Linked DNA regions of Homo sapiens: region 2 is linked to region 1. Evidence: chromatin loops called from intact Hi-C (ENCODE). Cell type or tissue: endothelial cell of umbilical vein. All regions are shown on one strand. Links, peaks and the distances in the headings refer to the core of each region. The heading gives the core; the rest is flanking DNA.

Region 1 (10,135 bases), core at 764-8,763:
TGATCCAGGCTGTTAAACAAGCAGTTAGTCCAAATTCTGTATGATGGTGCTGCCAGAGGGCTAAGGTATCCCAAGTGGATAAAATTCTGTTTTGTTCAACAATATCTGCTGAGAATCTGGGCCCACAATGCTCTTCTATAGTTCTTTTCAGAGGCTGCAAGTTCTTCGTTAGTGTTTCACACAAGTCTTCAAAAATCTCAGGTTGTTCCTATTACCTGTTAATATTAGCAGCAATCTTTATTTATGTATTTATTTATTTTTAAAGTGCTGGTCACAACACTTATCAGAATTCTTCATGGATTTCAAGACAATAATTAGGTCATGCCTCCAGCTTTCCACCAGGTGCTTTAACTTTGTCTAGTGTTTAAAATTATGCTACAAAAGCAGTAATTCAGGCACCAAGGCTACTAGCTATTGCTTACTGAGCATGTTTCCAGTGCCGGGCACATTCCACAGGGTATATCATTTACTCCTCACACAGGTCTGGAAGAGAAGTCTGAAGGCCAGAAGGGGCCTGAGTTACCTCATACACCAGGCCATCAGCACCTCCTTTGAGTCTACATTCTCAGCTGTCTACCTAGTGAGCTTCTATTATTTTGGCCAGACCCTCATCTGTTCTCTTCTCTTTCTGGTATCATCACTCACCTTTGCTAGATACAGACCATCTAGTTGCCCCAACCTCCTTTGACCAAAAGGTAGGCAAATGACTGAAACTAGACCCAACTGATATTGAATTTGAACTTGAACTTGATATTGAACTCCCTTGAACTTGAATCTTAAGAAGCTTGGCTGGTGCTGATCTAGCCCACCGAGTCCCGAAGAGACTTTCCTTTAAGTCTCACTTTGCTTAAGTCCATCACAGTTTATTTCTGTTACCTGCAACCAACAAACTTAACCAAAACTGTCATTACTTACAAGCTGGTGCTGACAAACACAAATCTTATTATTCTCCTTTTGTTCCAAAGAGAGAAAGCTGATGCTGCCTGAAATTTGCGAAGTCCCCTCAGCACTTTCTGAAAGTTGGAGAGTCTTGGGTGCCAGGGCCACAGACCGTGGGACATTTGAGAAAGGAACTGCCTGATAAACAGCAAACGTGCCAAGCGAATGCTTTCAGGGAAACGAGGGTTGTCTGAACACTATTGATTCTAGGTCCACTAATGGTTCAGGCTGTGAGGCTGGGTGTGACAGCTCTGCCTTGCTCAGTGCTGTTAACGTACTGCCAAGTCAGGCCTATTTTCTGGTATCAGCAGGGAAATGGGAGACTATTAAGGAAGCACCTTATCAGGAACTGAGCTCAGTGTCACTGGGGAGATGGTGGCAATTAGCATGATGGAAGCCATGAAACAGCCCCCGCTCCTAGCCAGGTGCAGAAGAAATTAGTAGGAGGCCTCCTGACAGGTCAGCATAGGCCCCAACAGGAAGAGGTCCCTGGGCAAATGCTGATGCTGGCTTTTCTCCCATTGGGAAGATCCCTACCCCTTCCTAGCCATCTTCTGATGTGCTCTCCACACACTCATTTGTGGGTGTCTGTCTATCTACTTTGCCTTTCCCCAGTTGCAAAAGCAATAAAAAACCCCTCTCATTTGAATGGTGCTGTCGCATTGATTATGTCAGGCAGCAGTGTGGGCAAGGGCCCAAGCTTTGGAGACTAAAGTGTCTGGGACAAATGGGTGAATAAGACAGACACTGTCTTTGCCTTCCGTGGCCCTCAATCTAGAGGAAGCTACAAGTGAATGTGTGAGGGGCCTTACTTTGAAGAAACGCTCACACATGGCTCATCACTTCTCTCCCACCCTTTACCCCTTTCCAGACACAGGTGATGTAAAGGAAGTGGGTCTAGCCTGCAAGCTGGGAAACCCATTTCCTGCCCTGCGTGAGTTTACTGTGTGACATCTCAAAGACCCCTTTGCCTTTCTGAGCTTCTGTTTTCTCAACTATAAAATGAGGCAACCACTAGGTGTTCTCGGAGTTAGTGCAGCTCTCCAAGAAGCAGATCCCAGGAAAGGATTGAACATGTGAGGACTTAACAAGAAGAAATGCCTGTGAGAAAAATGGTGAGGGAGCTGGGAAAAGCTAAGAGAGCCTCGGAGGCCCCATGAGGCAGGTCTGACTCTGAGTGAGGAAGAGCGAGAAGGAGGGTGAAATGGAGGCAACTTAGACTGTACTGCAGTCTAAGGAAGGCTCAGAAAGGCCATCACGGAGTCCTTGAGCCAAAGTTGGCTATCAGAGGAGTCCGGTGTCTTCCAGGAACAGGCCTGCTTTAGCCTCTCTGCTGCATTCTGTCATCTGGAAGCAGCTTGCGGGAGACCGGGCCTTGGAGCACACAGTGATGGATTGTGGAGCCAGCAGCTGGGGCCTCCTGTCGTTGGAGGGCAGCAAGGTGCATTCTTTTGGCAACAGCAATCTCAAAGCATCCTGGATGCCCTGCTGTCCAATGTGACAACAGACCCCAGACCCATGGCAACTTGAGAGGGCCTGGCTGGGCACAGCTCGGCAGGCCGACCTCTTACCTAGCCCCTGCGTGGCAGCTGTTCTCAGACATTCCCTGATGGCAAAATTGACAGGATATTTATGTTTGTTTGACACGTTGGGATCAAATGTTTCCTGTCTCTCCTATTTTTGGCCTTGCTTTGGTCTTCAGAGAAGGGAAGCTGGGGGCTTCAGTTTCCCTGCTGTTGTCTTTGTTTGAAGTAAAGCCAAACAAAAGACGCCCTACCCTGATCATGTCTGTCCTGCCTTTCCTGGGGCCTCCCAGCCCTGCAGCAGCTCTGCCTCCTGGACCCTCCATGCATGTGTCTACACGTAGGAAGCAGTATGGGTCTGGAATTCAACTTCTAGGTGGGTCTGGGCTTAGACAAACCTGGATATGTGTATCTGTTCCACCACTGTTAGCGGCATAACCCTGAGCAAATGGTCACCTTGGTAAGCCTTAACTTCCTCATCTATAAAATGGGCATATTTGCCTAACTCATTGCTTGAATCCAGGAGTTCAAGACCAGCATGGGCAAAAGAGTGAAACCTTATCCCTAAAAGATATAATAATAATAAGTTAAAATTAGCTGAGTGTGTGTGGTGGCATGCACCTGTGGTCCCAGCAACTCGGGAGGCTGAGGTGGGAGGATCATTTGAGTCAGAGAGATTGAGGCTGCAGTGAGCCATGATCACACCACTTCACTCCAGCCTGGGTGACAGAGCAAGACCCTGTCAAAAAACAACAACAACAACAACAAAAAAACAACAACAAAAAAAAAACCTACCTTATAGAGTCATTGCGAGGATTAAATAAGATAAGGCACACACATGAAGTCTTCAGTTCTTCAGTATAGCTTGGCTTATGGTACATGCTCAGTGAATGATACTTACTAGTTGTAGCACTTACAAAACGTCTACTGTCAGTCTTATTATTACCATCAGTAGTATCTTCTGGTGAGTGACATGGAGGTCTTGGAAGTTTCTCCTATCCTCAAGAAGCACACAGACTAGAATAATAACACACAAAAAGCCTTGCTGAGATCAGCTACTAGGGTTTTGGAGGCTGGTTTGCAGAAGTTTGTCACAGTCAGGTCTGTCTCATTCATTTTTCCACTTTCACAAGACTTCCCTCTCATGTCTGCATGTGTGTTCTGAATGGATGGGCAGTGTCTTAGACCCAGCACACCACAGCATGTAGAGATGGTGCTCCAGGCATGATGAGAGTACATTCCAGGCACTGAGCGGACTGGGGGCCAGGAAGAGAGCTGGTTGGGAGTGATGATAGATACAGCAGGAGGGAGAGGTGTGCCCTCAAGCCCCGGTGATAAAGGGCCTCATAGACCAGATTAAGGAATTGGACTTGATCCTGAAGGCAACGAGGGTGCCCTTGAAGAGTTTCAAGTGGGAGAGTGATGTAATCAGATTTGTCTGATGGCTTCAGAACAATGTACCAGGTTAGTCCCTTTCCCTGGGGAAAGCCTGTCCCCTGGGGAGGAAAATATGAAGAGAAAGAACTGGAATTGCCACCACCCCTTAAAAGCACTGCCTGCTCAAACTTTCCCTGACCTGTCGCGTCTGAACAAAGGCCCCACGGCCAGCTGGAGAGGAGCCTTGTTGATTACTCACAATTCCCTTCCCGAGAGGACGGGCGCTGATGTGTTTTCTCTTGATAACACTGGCTCCTTTCGAGCAATAGGACTTCCTGTCTGATCGGAGAGCAATTACTGCACCTCCAAAGAGAAAACGCTTTAAACAAATCCAGTTTTAGCCCTCTGTGATAACGGAGACGTTTGCTCACTCATCAACCATTAGCCCTGAGCTTAAGGAAGAGTGAGTACTTAGGACCAGGATGATGTTTCCAGATCTGTTTGGTAAAAGATTCCAGTGGCCGAAGGGGATGTATTCCCAGGGAATCTGGGCCCCCTGCTCCAGCCTGGGCTTGGAGCTCCTGGCTCTCCTGATTCTCCCCAACCCACAACAACCCCCACACATCACAACCCTAAGGTTGGCCTACTTGGGGCAAGTTGTAGCTGCTCAGATCAAACTCGGTGTCTCTTGGTCCATTTATATGAGAAGATCATAAGGAAATCTGCATGAAGACAATTTGTTACCCAGCAGCCAAAAGTTAAAACTTTTTTTTTCTTCTCACTTTAGGTTTTTGTTGTTGTTGTTTTTGTTGTTTTATACAGGGTCTCACTCCATCACCCAGGCCAGAATGCAGTTGTGTGATCAAGTCTCACTGCAACCTCTCTCTCCTGGATTTAAGCTCTCTTCCCATCTCAGCCTCCCAGGTAGCTGGGACTACAGGTACATGCCACCATGCCCAGCTAATTTTTTGTGTTTTTAATAGAGATGGGGCTTCACCATGTTGCCCAAGCTGCTCTCGAACTCCTGGGCTCAAGTGATCCATCTACCTCGGTCTCCCAAAGTGCTTGATTACAGGCATGAGCCACGGCACCTGGCTGGGAGATTTCAAAACAGAAAATTCTACCCCCAACATTCTTACCAGAGACCATGAGTTGTCATAACTGTCTCCTTTCCAGGACCTGCTGAAATATCCCTCACTCCTTCCTTGCTATTGTAAGACTAAGAAAAGGATAAAAGGGAGATAATCATATTAGTTAACACTTACATGGTGCTTGCAATGTGCCAGGCACTGCTCTAAGCACTTCACGTATATTAAATCCTGTAATCCTCAAAATGACCCTGTGACAATACTACTATTATTATTACCACTTTTCAATGAGACAACTGAGGCATAAGGGAGTTAAGAAACTCGCCAAAGGTCACACAGTGTACCGCACAGCCAGACTCCAGACCCAGGCAGTCCTGGCTGCAGATTCTCCCCTCGAAACCACCATGTGTACTACCTCACACAACCATCATGCTCTCCCCTCACCTGAACCTTCTCCTGTATTCAATCCTGGCTCCATCCTTACCTCTTCCAGGAGGTTTTCCTGAGCCTACAAGTTCCTCGAGAGCAGGGATAGTAATCTTACTCATCTCTGCCTCCTTGGCACTTTGCACCTAACTGATGCTCAGAATATTTGCTGAATAAATATAATAATTTGTTGAGCACTGACCAGAGATTCTTTGCATCCTAAGGACTTTTGTAACTGTCAGCACTCTCTAAGTCGTAACAGCTTGTAATGTGCTCATGACTATCCTCACAAGTGAATGCTTTGTGTCCTGGCGTAGACTGTGAGATCCACTGGCCTTCCTTGGCAGGATGCTCAGTCCGAAATAAGTGCACAGTCGGTGTTCTGATCTGGCATTTTCTCTACTTTCCTTCATACTAGGTGTGGCAGGCAAAATAATGGTTCCCTCAAAATTCCAATCCCAATCCCCAGAACCTGTGGATATGTTATGTTATACAACAGTGAGGGAGAAGTAAGTTTACACATAGAACCAGGTTGCTAATCCGCTGGCCTTGAGATGGGGAGAGCATCCTGGATCATCCAGGTGGGCCCAATACAATCACAAGCGTCCTTATAAACAAGAATCAGAGTCCAGTTGGAAGATATATACTGCTGACTTTGAAGCTGGAGGAAGGGGCAAAATAATGGCTCCCCCAAAACGTTCATATTCCAATCCGCAGAACCTGTGGATATGCTATGTTATACAATAGCAAGGACCCAAGGAGTTCAGATAACCTCCAGATTCTCTCCCAGAGACTCCAGATAAATGCAGCCCATCAACACCTTGATTTTAGCCCCATGACACCCATTTTAGGCTCTGACCTGCAGAACTTAACATAATACATTTGCACTGGGTTTTTGTTTGTTTGTTTGTTTGTTTGTTTGAGACTTAGTTTCACTCTTGTTGCCCAGGCTGGAGAGCAATGGCGCAATCTCTGCCCACTGCAACCTCTGCCTCTGGGGTTCAAGTGATTCTCTTGCCTCAGCCTCCCAAGTAGCTGGGATTACAGGCACCCGCTACCATGCCCAGCTAATTTTTGTGTTTTTTGTAGAGACAGAGTTTCACCATGTTGGTCAGGCTGGTCTCGAACTCCTGACCTCAGGTGATCCACCTGCCTCGGCCTCCCAAAGTGCTGGGATTACAGGCGTGAGCCACTGTGCCCAGCCAACTTGCACAGTCTTAAGCTCCTAAGGTTGTGGTGATTTGTTATAGCAGCCATAAGAAACTGATACACTGGTACTGGATGTAGGACAAAATCAACATGGTCTCTGCCCTTACAGAGCTTGCTGAATATTCCCAATGTCTGGGGACTCTGGTTCTGGCAGACAGTTCCTGAAACACATTGGGTCCCAGAAGCATTTCTGGGGCAGTGCGAGATCTGCCCTGTCTGGGGCTGAGAGCCTGTCAGTGGGGTTTCGTGCTCTCTTTGGCAAACTTACCTCCTTTTGCTACCATATATTGAGCATTGAGCATTTTCTACGTGCTAGTGACTACACTAAGTGTTTTGCATACAGATCTAATTTCATCCTGACCACAGTGCTCTGAGAGAGGTATTTTTATCGCCATTTACCAGATGAAGAAACTGAGGCTCTGAGAGGAAAAGTGACTTTCCTAAGAGCACACAACTAGTAAGTGGCAGGTATGAGCCCAAGACTTCTGACTCTGAGCTCACACATGCTGCCAGCCACACTGCTTTGGTTCCAACCTCTGCAAGGCAGGGTCCAAGGCAGGCCAACCCCACCCTGCTTCAGCCCAGCCCCATTCACACCTCAAGGCAGTTGCAGGGCCCACTCAAGGGTTCCAGTAATAGGGCAGAGTCCTTTGTCTAGGCAAATGCTATTCCCACCCAGGAGCACAGATGGGTGTTTTCCTCCCAGAAGCCTGACTGAGGCTGAAATATGCATGATTCAGTGAAGCTCATGAGGGGCTGTCCTGGATAAAAACCCTTGGGCAGTCCGGGTGTAGTGGCTAACACCTATAATCCCAGCACTTTGAGAGGCCAAGGTGGGCGGGTCACTTGAGATCAGGAGTTGGAGACCAGCCCAGCCAACATGGTGAAACCCTGTCTCTACTAATAATACAAAAATTAGCCGGGCATGGTAGCACACACCTGTAATCCCAGCTACTAGGGAGGCTGAGGCACAAGAATCGCTTGAACCCCGGACGTGGAGGTTGCAGTGAGCCAAGATCGCACCACTGTACTCCAGCCTGGGTGACAGAGTGAAACTGTCTCAACAAACAAACAAATAAACAAACAAAAAGCCCTTGGGCAGAGTGGGTGATACGGCAGCACCCAGCAGGATTAGAGACTGCCTGCCAAGTGCACAGAGAGAGACGTGGGTTCTGATTCCCGGGGAGCTCAGGCCTGGGGAATGGCCCCTAAGGCAGCTGAGACTGGGATGTGGCTCTACTCCAGGCCTTCTCATCAGGCCAGCTTCATCCCTCCTCAGCCTTCATCTCTGAGGTGGCTGCATTTCCACCAAGCAGAGGCACCCCGATCCAGCCTTCAGGAAATTATTGCTTGGGGTTGGGGGCAGTACTTAGTGGCAATAACAACAATGGCAATAATAATAATATAGTTACCATTTATCAGGTGCTTACAAACGTTAAAGTAATCCCATTTAACCCCCACAATGATCATTTGAGGTAGATTCTCTTATCATCCTCACTTTACAAATGGGGAAACTGAGGCTCAAAGAATGGACTTCTCAAAGTCACACAGCCAGTAAACATAGAGCCTGGTTCCTCCAGCTCCAAAGCACATGCTGTCGTAGGAGTTAGGGACACATTTACAACTGAAATCATTAACCAGGTTGCTTGTCATCATGACCTAAAAAAGAAAAAAAATGGTGGGGGGTGGTCTCTAGCCTGCTTCCATTTCTCCAATGATCCTGGCTCTGATGCAGCTCTTGGCTCTTGGTTTGGGAACCCTGCTGTGGGACTCAGGGCTCTCTGGCCAGCAAAGGGTGTGTGTGTCTGTGGGGCGAGCCACGCTATCACACTGAAGTAGAGTAGAGAGGAAGTGACTCAATCATCAAAGGCCTGGTCTTCCTCGGGGAACTGTCCCTAATCACAATTATCCCACTACAATAATACCATTTCAGAGACACTGTGAGCCAGGGCACTGTGTAGCCATGTAAACTGCTTCCTGTATCTGCCAAACCCAACAGCATTCGGCAATTAATAGAATCCAGCGAGGCCTCCTGCTCCGATAAGGCCAGAGCCATGCTGCTGCTGGCCTTGTTGTTCTAATGACGAATAGCCCTTACATTGCAAAGTCATCCTCTCCTCCCTGCTAGTGGGGCCACAGTGGCCTGGGGTCCCAGGAGGCCAAGGAGGGCTATGCACAATCTGCTTGGTCTTAAAATTTCATTGAGATGAAAATTATTTTCACTGTCTTGCTAAATAAAAATCATGACTATCCAGGTCACCCTCAGATTCCTTGGTGGAAAGGTGATGATGTGGGAATGGGTAGGACCCCTGCAGCCTAGAATGGAAACCCCAAGTAAGTAGGCACTTCATGAGGTGGCTCAAAGGAAGAAGGAGTTAGAAAAAGTTAATACAATGTGACCTCTAGATTGTATCAGGGCTCTGGGATATTCACGAACCTCAGATCCTTGGCAGAGGGCGGTGGCTCACACCTGCAATCCCAGCATTTTGGGAGGCTGAGGTGGGAGGATACCTTAAGGCCAGGAGTTCAAGATCAGCCTGGGCAATATAGTGAGACCCCATCTCTCCAAAAATTTTTTTAAATAGCTAGGCATGGTGGTACATACCTGTAGTCCAGCTACTTGGAAGACTGAGGCAGGAAGGTCCCCTGAGCCCAGGATTTTGAGGCTGCAGTGAGCTATGATTGCATTACTGCACTCCAGCCTTGGAGACAGAGTGAGACCCCCATCCCTTAAAAAAAAAAAAAAAAAAAAAAAGAGCCTAGGATCCTCATAATCAACTGCTTTGCAAGGCATAGAGAAACACTGGGGAAAATGATGTAGCCCCACAGAAATTCTTTGTGGTCCTCCAGATGCTGTTGGGAGATGCTGTTTCAGTTTTAGGGCCTTCCTGAATGTCCAGGGTGAATGTAGTTTGACAAATGATGGTGGCCTGGCAGACCCACCTGGGTCTGCCACCCAAGCTCAGGGTCAAACAAGGTAGATGCACTTTAAAACACTGTTCTTCCCATTTTTCTATTTTCCTTTTGGTAACCAGTGCCCTCATTTCTTGCCACTGGGTGGGGCATCCTCATTTTCTTGTGAAGGATCAAGTGTCCGCATTCTCTAGGGGAAGAGTTGATTAATTCATTTGACTCATTTTGGATGCTTCAGCCAAATTCCCACGGAGGTCACGCTGGTCACACTGACTGTGGTGTGATTCTGGCTCTCTTCTCAGAGGAGTGACTTCAGAGCTGGCTCACTCTCCCCCTCCCAAGAACAATGCAAATGAAGGCAAAGGGATTTTTGCCTGAGCAAGGCCAGAAGAAACTTTGGGGAGGAGGGAGAGGCCCAGAGGATGTGGGTGTTTTAAAATTGGCTCTCGATTTTCTGGAAGACATACTCTCTCTTTCAAGGTGATTTGCAAATTGTACTCAAGCATGGTCATTTCCCCTGATTTAGGTCTTTTTTAATTGTTAGTTACTATTCTGAGTTTGGGGCCCATTCTGATGAATTTTCTTGGTAGAATTTTTTTTTTTTTTGAGACAAGTTCTCGCTCTGTTACCCAGGCTGGAATGCAGTGGCAGGATCTTGGC
Region 2 (10,135 bases), core at 1,498-9,497, 81 kb before region 1:
CAGAAATAAGCACTAAGTGAACCCTTCTAAACACATTCTTCCCATTATGGGGAGTGGGTGTGGAGAGGGGAATTACTTGCTTGAGGTACATTTGTAAGGTCAAAAGTACATTAAAGTTGTGACAAATGAACAGTAGTACATTACTGAATTCTACACTATATTTTTTCCTCTCTTTATCTGCCTTGTTCTTCTCCTAATCAAACCAAAAAGCCCAAAACAAGAAAAAGCCGAGATTTGTGAGTTAAAAAAAAATACCTTTTTATTTGGAAATAGTTTCAAACTTACAGAAAAGTTGCAAGAATAAAAATAGTGTACCAGTACATCCTTTACCTAGACTCACCTGTTGTTAATATGTTCATCTCATTTGCTTTATCATTTCTCCTCTCTCCTCTCTCTCTCTCTCCCTCTCTTGAAACACACACACACACACATACACACACACACACACAGAGACAACTTTTTTCTCAACTATTTAAGTTACATATATAATGGCTCTTTGATGCAGGAGTTTTTCTCCACCCCTTCATCAGACTTGCGATAGGCGTGCCCTGTTCACTCGGCCCGCCATGCTCAAGCTCTTCTTGCGAGGAACGCGTGGGTGAACAAGTGCAGGATCTGGCCGGCTGCTTTGGGCAGCGGCAAGAGTAGGCTCCCTGCAGGCCCTGCAGCAGTGCCCAGGTGGGAATGCCTGTGACCCCCAAAGCCCCAGAGGGCATGTTACAATGCTCTCTTAGCTCCGGTGTCTGTGGACAGTGGTGTGTTGTCAGCTCAGTGGGCCTCTCGCCTCATCGCATGGGGAGGCTGCCCTCCACCAGTGAGGGCAAAGGGCCAGTGTGACAGCCTTTTTTGGGTACCATCACTCAGTGGGTCCCGAGCTCTTGTTCAGCATCCAAGAAGAATGAGGTCGCACAGATACTTGAAGGATGGTGGAGGTGGAGAATTGTATTTATTGATGGAGATGGCTCTCAGTGGAGAGGGGAGCTGGAGAGGGGACGGGACAAGCAGATAATCTTCCCTGAGATCTGGCGTTCTCCAGCCGGCTCTTCTCTGAAGTTAATCTCTCCTCTGAAGTCCAGCTCTCCCTCTGAAGTCAAGTCGCCTCTCTCCAGTCAAGCTGCTTCTCTCCTCTACCGACTGAGTCTGGGGTCTATATAGGCACAGGATGGCGGGGGGTGGAGTGGGCCATAGGTAGTTTTAGAGAAGGCAACATTGGATTGGTAAAAAGACATTAATCAGAAAGAATCAATGGGGAGAGAGTGGGCAAACAGGGATAGAAGTTCTCACTTTGGGCAGAGGGTTGCAGGGTTTTTGGCTGGAAGGTGGGGTTTTGCCAGGGACCCACCCCTGTCTGCCTAGAATTTCTCTTCTTCCTGCCTCTATCACTTTACTCCTAAATATTTCAGGGTGCATTTCCTAATAATAGGGACATTCTCTTACATAAACACAGTACAATTACCAATTTCAGTAACATTTACATTAACACCTAATACTTTTTAACTAATCTATCCGTTCATATTCTGACTTTATCACTTGACCCAATGATGCCCTTTGTAGAATTTGTTCCCTCCAGCACTGGACTGAGTACAGGGGCCAGGTGCTGGATTTAGCTGTCAGGTCTCCTTAGCCTTCTTTAACCTGAAACATTCCCACAGCCTTCTTTATTATTCATGACATGAACATTTTCAAAGAATACAGTCCACACTCCCCCCCATCAACTTTTAAAACTAGAATGTTCATCATTTTGGGTTTGTCTAATGATTTGTCTCATAATTAGACATGTTATATATTCTCAGCAGAACTACTAAAAAGAGTGATCCTCTCTGTCCTTTTCAGATATCACATCTGGAGGCCTGAGATGCTCATCTGCCCCACATAGATCACCTGGTCAAGGTGCTATCCAATTTCTCTACTGTGTAATTAGCGTTTTTCCTTCTCATAGCTAGTGAGGAATATATGGGAAGGTACTTGAAGACCATCCAAATATCCATATCTTGTTCTTTGTTTCTCTGTTGAAATTTAGCATCTATTGATAATGCTTGCTTGATTCTATCTTAACTGTCACAGTTGCAAAATGATTTTTCCAGCTCTCATGCTGTCTTCCCATTTACCAGTTGGCATCCAAGATTCTGCTGTAAACACGAGTCCTTCCTTCTCCCTCATTTATTTATCACTGGAATAAACTCATGAATTCTGCCCCCTGCCATGCTTAAAACTCATTACTATCCTTAATTCGTTACTGTCCTTAATTGTTTTGATAATCAAATTGTCTTAGATTTGGCTATTGAGAGCCCCTTTAAGCTGGCTCCTTTGTCTTTATGACATGTTTACATCATTTTTTTCATTTCATTTCATTTATTTATTTAGTTTTTACTATTTCCTTACTTTCTGGAATAACAAGATGTTGCAGACTTATCTTCTATCTTCCTTGCCCCTTCCCTGCAAATTCCTGGGTTTTACTTCCTACTTTGATGTTGATTTACCATTTATTCTTAAAATTATAGAAAACCTCATCTCCCCTATTTATTTACTTACTGGCCCTCTCTCTTAGCTACTCATGCCATAAATATTTGTTCCTGCTTTTCCACATGCATGACATTGGCCTAAATGCTGTGAGCGATGATAAAGAACTTAAAGGCTAGTTTCAGAAAAGGCCTTCTTCTCAAATCAAGTTTTAAAGTAGAGAATAGGTGGGGCGCAGCGGCTCATGCCTGTAATCCCAGCACTTTGGGAGGTCGAGGTGGGCGGATCACCTGAGGTCAGAAGTTCGAGACCAGCCTGGTGAAACCCTGTCTTTACAAAAATTAACCTAGTGTGGTGGTGCATGCCTGTCATCCCAGCTAGTCGGGAGGCTGAGGCAGAAGAATCTCTTGAACCCAGGAGGTGGAGGTTGCAGTGAGCCAAGATCATGCCACTGCACTCCAGGCTGGGCCACAGACTGAGACTCCATCTCAAAAAAAAAAAAAGAAAGAAAGAAAGAAAGAAAAAAGCAGAGAACAAAGTTTTAAATAAAACAAAGAAAATATAACAATCAGGCTGGGCATGGTGGCTCAAACCTGTAATCCCAACACTTTGGGAGACTGAGGCAAGAGGATTGCTTGAGCCCAGGAGTTCAAAACCAGCCTGGGAGACAGAGCAAGACCCTGTCTCTAAAAAAAAAAAAAAAAAGAGGAGGAAAGAAAGGGAGAAAGAGAGAGGGAAGGGAAGGGGGGGAAGGAAGAGAAGGAAAGGAAGAAAAGGGAAGGAAGGAGGAAGAACGGAAGGAGGAAGGAACAAAGGAAGGAAGGAAATATATTGGGCACTATGTGCCAGGCAGGTGCTACAGTCTGGCAAGGGTAAACCAGAGACAGTGTCCCTGATTTTGTGGAACTCAGGGTTCAGGGTTTAGCAGCAATGTTCTATTGAAGTCAGGGGACAACAAAGGAAGAGGAGTTGCTTGATGAATGTGTAGATTCCTGGGTCCCATCCAAGAGATCCTGATTCTGTAGATTTGCAGTTTGGTCCAGGAGCCAGCATATTAATAGTTTATCCTATTAATTAGAAGATTTCTAGTACTTGAGAATGATTGGATGAGCAGCTGTAAATTGGAGAGATTGAGGGGGCTACCTGGAAGAGGCGGGGCTTGAGCTGAGGGTCCAAGGTCAAGTCACAGGTCAGCAATGTCCACAGGGCCCAGATCTTGTAGAAACTGGCAATTAAGGGCACCCCACCAGAAAGTGACAGCATCAAAATTTAAACCCTTCACTGGCTGGCCTCCAGCCAACACCCATACACAAACTGGGCTCACTGAAATACTCATGCTGCAAGTCAAGGTCCCCAAGTCTTTGCTCTTCCAGGTCCAAGGCCATTTCAAATGTCTCTTTCTCTTTACTCCAGACAGATATGCTTGGGCCAATTTAATTGTTCCCTTATCTGCGTTTCCAGAGCACTTTTTACATTGCTTTATTGTGGTGCTAATCCTATATCATTGTGCTTTGTTTACATTTCTGCCTAAACTCAAATATCCCCAAATAATCTGGGACGGAAGGTGTTCATTCTCCCTCTTTTGCAGATGGGAAACCTGCTGTTCAGTGAGGTGAGACTTCGAGAGAGCAGCAGGGCACAGGGTGAAGCGCCTTGGTTAAAGCGACTGCTGTCACTTCTCAGCTGCAGGACCTTAGGAAGTTAGTTACTTAACCATCTGTGCTTCATTTTCCTTGGCAGCACAATGCAGGTGATAAGAAGTAGAAACTGCCACCGAGGCAGGTTATGTGGCCTCAAGGAGTTAATGTATGTAAAACTAGAAGAGTGCCTGGCAAATGGTAAGTGCTATGTAAATGGTTATTAAGCAATTAAAGTCATGTCCACTGGAATTCAAATCCAAGTCTTCAGATGATAAATCTCCTAGATGCTTGTTCTATTTTAACTTTGTAGGACTCCAAGTTTTCCTGAAAAGTAGTAGTTATTTTAGAAGCAGCAATAAAAGGAAGCTGGTTTGGGGCAAAAGACATTCAAGAGATAAGAGGATGCAAAATGTTCCAGCCAACTGCTTTAATGAAGGCACGGACCAGGGAAGAGAGCAGATGTCAGTTCTCCTGACCCTAGGTCTAGAGCACACACAGTAACACATTCATGCAAGGACCACCAGGGTAGACCTTGGGAGCTGGTCCCACTGAGTCCCTTTACATGTCTTTCCTCTTAAGTCAGTTGTGGGTTAGATATTTGGGCCCCTGGGGTGACGTGCTACAAAGACTGCCTGCGCATCCACAATTCTGCAAGATGGTGCCATTGACAAATGGAAAAGGTTAATTATTGCTTTGTTGAGCATGACAAAAATATTGGCTGATTTCTTGAATCTTAATGTGTGTTGTGCTACAATGGGGATTAAGAATAAAGTTTAGATTTCCAAAGCAATGATCATTTGTATTTTTACTTAATACTGCTTATAAGATAATTGCATAGATAAAATCTATTACCATTACTATTATTACTGTAAATATGGTTTAAAATGGTGAATTAAATTGTGATTGATTTTGAAGATGATGTGCAGAACAAATGAGTGATGAATGTATGTGAAAGTTTTCAGTTTAGGAACCAAGGGTAGACAGTATCTACATGTGGAAGAGTTTCAGTGATTAACCTTTGCATCAAATATTAATAACTTAGAATGCTTGATCTTCCTAACTGGGAGATATTTTAGAATAGCCATTCTCAAACTTGAGCATGCGTCAGAATCATCTTTAAGGCATATTAAAACACAGGTGGGGCACGGTGGCTCATGTCTATAACCCAACACTTTGGGAGGCCAATGCAGGTGGATTACTTGAGTCCAGGAGTTCAAGACCAGCCTGAGCAACATGGGGAAACCCAATCTCTACCAAAAAGATAAAAATTAGCTGGGCGTGGTGGTGTGAGCCTGTAGTCTCAGCTACTACAGAGGCTGAGGTGGGAGGATTGCTTGAGCCCAAGAAGTCAAGGCTGCAGCGAGCCAGGATCATAACACTGCACTCCAGCCTGGGGGACAGAGAGAGATCTTGTCTCAAAACAAAGAAACAAACAAACAACCCACAAATTGCTGAACCCCATCCCCAGATTTTCTGATTTAGGGTATCTGGGGTGGGGCCCATGAATCTGTTTCTTTATTATAATAAGTTACCAGGTGATGTTGATTCTGCTGGTCCCCAGAGAGTTTGAGAACCACTGACTTAGAACAAACATCCCCTCGCTGGTAATGCCTTTCCATCACCTGAGCTGGAATGCAATGTAACTGGATTTGTTTTAAATAGGCCACCTTAAGCAGTCAAATTTCCCAACTACTTGTAGCATTTTACAGACCAAGAGAGCCATCACTTCATTATTTCTCCTCTAGAAGAAAAAAAATCATTTGTCTCTCTGTCCAGGGATTTAAAAAAATTAAAAATAACAAAGATCACAAACCTTAGGAAGATTTAAAGGAATCTTATAGTTAACATGCAGCCTTAGCTGCATGTTTCTTGTGTCTTAATAACTGAACACATTTAGACTTCTTGCATTTCCGAGTACTCTAAGGAAATCATTGAAAAGCATATTCTTCTTCATCTAGGTTTGTCCTACGTCGGGACCCTCCTGGGCTAGCGCGCTTTAAGGTGATGGCCAGAAGGTGGCGCTCTGCATCAGTTCATGGGGGCGGCCTGACTCCGGGGAAGGCAAACACACAAACCAAGGTGCCTGCTTTAAATCCGCAAAGTAAAGGTCCTCTTAACCACTTGTCATAAAACACCCTGAGACACCCGTCTTGGAAAATCGAAGTGTCAAGCTCAGCATCTTTGCCACATTTCAAACTAGGTAATTACCTTCTCTCCCAAAGGGAATCTGCTTTATGTATTTGTGTCCTTTCTAGGTTACAAGTTTCCCAAAGGCAATGATCTTGCCTTCCACTCACTCCATACAATGCTGAAGTGAAATGCATATTGTACAATAACAATTTAATTATTCTACATTCCTCTGAGCTACATGATGACCTGTTACATAATTGCCAGTAATATAGAAATGTGCCTGCCTCATACAAACCCTTGCAATACACAGAAGTTTTTATTTGACCTAAGAGTAAATTGCTTATTTGCTTCTCCTTTAGAAAAGAAAAAGCAGAGCATTTCCCCGCCATCCCAAATTATAAGTCGTAATCAAATAAACAACACTGTATTTCAGTCTGTCATTTTTATTAAGCCTGCAGAGCTGTTTTTTTTTCTACACACGACAAATACTTTGATATAATCTAGGATAATAAAATAGTTGAACAACTTTTTAAGATTTATATTTGTATAGAAACAATCTGTGGAACTCCTCCCCTCAAAATGAAGGTGTCTAAAAACAGTGATTCATCAGCATTGCTTTAAATAATTGTTTGGTTAAAAGTTGTGGTTTCCATTCTCAACCGAAATGCGTCTCCATGCAGTTTTCCTTGGGTCCAAAGCTTAAGGCCTTGGGAAGGGGGCCAAGAAAAAAAGAATGGCCACTCTCCTTTCTGTCCTTCCCTTGTGTGGAGGACAGTGATTGAAACAGGGGAGTTAAAAAGCCAGGAAGAAAAGAAATCAATTGCACATCTCTAGTTCGCAAGCGTCAAAGTCACAACAAGTCTGTACACAACAACTCTCTATCTGTAGATATGAAATTCCATCATGATAGCACAGCGCCTGCTTGCCCCTAAATGTTCCTTTCTTCTGCTAATCATGTCAGTTACTATGGATGGGCTGTGGCCATAAGTTCTCCCTCAAGGGCTGGTCCTTCTGTCACCTTGAAGTGTCAGCCCCTGAATTATGCCACTTGGATGCTATGTCTTGATACCCAATAAAGGTCTACCATCCCCTAAGAAATCCCTTACCCCACCCTCAAACCCCCAAAGTGCCTAAGAGTGAAGACGAAGATGCCATGGAGACGGCGTCTTCAGTGAACACCTCCCCAAAGATGCCCGGGGACTCGGGCCTATATCATCCCATTGATCTTAGTCCACTCGTAGATGTCCTGTTCGCACACTATGTCAGAGTTGATGAGGAGGTATCTGTCACCTACACAGAAATGCTTCTGACAGGCGGCGCATTTGAAACATTCCAGGTGATACACTTTGTCTTTCACCCGCATTGTCATCTCATAGGCACGAATCCGCTTGTCACAGGATGCGCAGAGACCGTCTTGCCCAAAAAGCCTGGGGCAAAAGAAAGAAAAGCTAAGAAGACAGTGAAAGGGACAATCCTGGAAGACAGGGCTCGGGGATGAGCCCTAGAAAGGAGGCCGAACTTTCAGGATGTCAGGAAGCCAGGGAAGGTCGGCTCCAGAAGGAGGGCCGGCTAGTGCAGTCTTCACCAGCAGGCAGAGGGAACTCAGATGAAACTGGCATTTGGATCTGGCATAACTCCTCCCTTTTCTGAGCCCTCTCCTTGTCTGCAGCAACCGCTCATCATTCCCCTAGGCTGCCCCCTGGCTCCTCCTCTGTGGGCAAGGCTCTCAGCTGATGTGATCTATCATAAGGAGTTAGGCAAGTATTACCTGTCCCCTCCCAGGGGAACCCTCATTTCAGAAGAGCAGCTGGAGAGAGACCCTAGGGGCCCCTTTGAGAGGGTACTGACCAGGAATGCAATAAAACGGGCATTCTTCTGAGGCTCCCAAACTCTATCATGTCAACAGCCACTGATTCTACCCATGGGGAGAGCTGGCCTTGAATACCTCCATAAGCTGCAAAGCACATCTCCCCCTGATTATTCGCTGGGGCCCCAGCTGCTGGGAGACAGGGAGTTCCACAGAAAACACGCGGTGCAGCTAATCGTGCCTCTGAGATATGGAGGACCAACAGCATCTCTCCACCATGAAGGGAGGATCTTAATTCATGGCCCTCGCTGCCCACTGGCATGAATCAAAAGGGAAACTTCTTTTCTGACATTTAAATCAAGACTCTCCCAAGCCTCAGTTGATCAGTCACTTATTTCAGGCAGTATTCAGTGTCAAGGTGGGAGACAGAACATGGCAGGGCTCAGTGCAGTGGTTCTCAAAGTGTTGGTCCTGGGACCAGCGACATCAGCACTGCCTGGGAACCTGACAGAAATACAAATTCTCAGGCTGGGCGCAGTGGCTCACACCTGTAATCCCAACACTTTGGGAGGCTGAGGCAGGCAAATCACTTGAGCTCACAAGTTCGAGACCACCCTGGGCAACATGGTGAAACTGTGTCTTTACAAAAAATACAAAAATTAGCCGGGTGCGGTGGTGCATGCCTCTAGTCTCAGCTATTAATACTTGGGAGGCTGAGGTGGGAGGATGGCTTTAGCCCGGGAGGTGGAGGTTGCAGTGAGCCGAGATCATGCCACTGCACTCCAGCCTGGGCCACAGAGCCATACCTTGACTCAAAAGAAAAGCAAAAACTAAACAAACAAACAAAAAAACAAATTCTCAGCCCTCCTCCTTCCCTACCCAACTGAGACACCCTGGGGAGAAGGCCCAGCAGTCTGTGCGTTAATGAACACTTCCGGGGGACTGGTTGCAGGCTGACATTTGAGAATCAACAGCAAAAGTGCAGTAACACAAGTACCGGAAGCAGAGAAGACCCAGCTTCAATGTCCCGGACCAGCCCTGAGTGACCCTGGAGAGACCTCTGATTCTCTGAGCCTCAGTGAAATGGCAGCCATCATAGGCTCCACCTCACTCAGCTGTTAAAACAACCAAACGAAGCATGTCAGGGCACCCATGGTCAAGGGCTAAGCCAACGCTGGTTATGTTTTAACACATCTTGGGTGTATTCCCAGCTGTGCCAGTCTTGCTGCAGGAAGTAATTTTCACTCGTGGCTGAAAACATAGCATGTTAGCAGGTGGTTTCTACATAAAACCTTTAGGACAGTTTTAGGTGAATGCTTGCTCTTATTGGAAGTTCTGGTTGATTTCAGGATATCAGAGAATCAGTGGGTACATTCTGAGAGGTTGTAGGGGACCTAAGGGCAGTTGACACATTTTGCAATATTTGGGCGAGATTAATGGAATTGACAAGAGGTGGTCTGTGAGTGGAGAGCTCATTGTTCGGGCCAGGGCCAGCTAATTTGCCTCTGAATCCTGCTTTCCATTTGAAGATCTCTGAGTGTTTTCAAAGCACCGCCTGGGAGCAAACTCATTACTGGGGGGAGAACATTTTATCCCAACGTAGCAGATGGTGGAGCTGCAGGTAACCGCCACATTGGAGGTCACAGAGTGGAAAGACAGTTCTGGTTTCCTGACTGCTCTGTAAGTTAAGTTTGGGCCTGAGCAAGGATGAACGACTGAGAAAACAGTGTGCATGGAATGAATCCAACTGCCTGGGGTGTGCGATCCTTAAGGAAGGAGGGAGCTTATTAAAGGGAAGTCAGGGGGTAAATTACAACCCACATCAGGCAGCTATGAAGGGAAGGACAAAGGACGAATATGTGGGAGACAAGTTCAGGTCCCAGCATGACCTCTAACTTGCCAGGTGACCTGAGCAAATGGAGTCCCCTGTACAGGCTTCTGTGACTTAAGCCATAAAGCAAGGGAACTGAAAAAGAAGGTCTCTGTAGCCCCTTCCAGCTCTGGGATTCGGAGATTCTAATATTAGTAAAAAATAAGCCGGGACTTGACACCTAACTTGAGCATTAACCTCTGGCACCAAGAATTGGTATCTTAGGCT

The links. A loop is a pair of places that touch in the nucleus more often than their neighbours do. Peaks named below come from ENCODE experiments on the same cell type or tissue, not always from the same donor. Only the 100,000 strongest peaks of a DNase experiment are listed, where the experiment ranks them.
Region 2: a loop joins it to region 1, with 5 times the contacts of the local background. A loop is called at or near these places in 16 of 110 quality-filtered maps.

What each region holds. Positions count from the first base shown.
Region 1 is chr11:33,933,343-33,943,477 of GRCh38, forward strand. No RefSeq gene overlaps it. Among named protein-coding and RNA genes, the nearest start is that of LMO2, 46 kb to the left of the region's middle. RefSeq lists cis regulatory regions at 3,629-4,376, 8,203-8,800 and an enhancer at 9,397-10,135. In endothelial cell of umbilical vein, for the core only: no CTCF peak of the experiment used is centred there; DNase peaks (open chromatin) are centred at 4,079 and 8,519; H3K27ac peaks cover 2,761 bases.
Region 2 is chr11:33,851,919-33,862,053 of GRCh38, forward strand. LMO2 (LIM domain only 2) reads right to left here. Exons shown (of 6, transcript NM_005574.4): 6 at 6,658-7,657. The coding sequence ends at 7,438. Among named protein-coding and RNA genes, the nearest start is that of LINC02721, 35 kb to the left of the region's middle. RefSeq lists a silencer at 6,061-6,234. In endothelial cell of umbilical vein, for the core only: a CTCF peak has its summit at 6,106 (motif pointing right); a DNase peak (open chromatin) is centred at 6,203.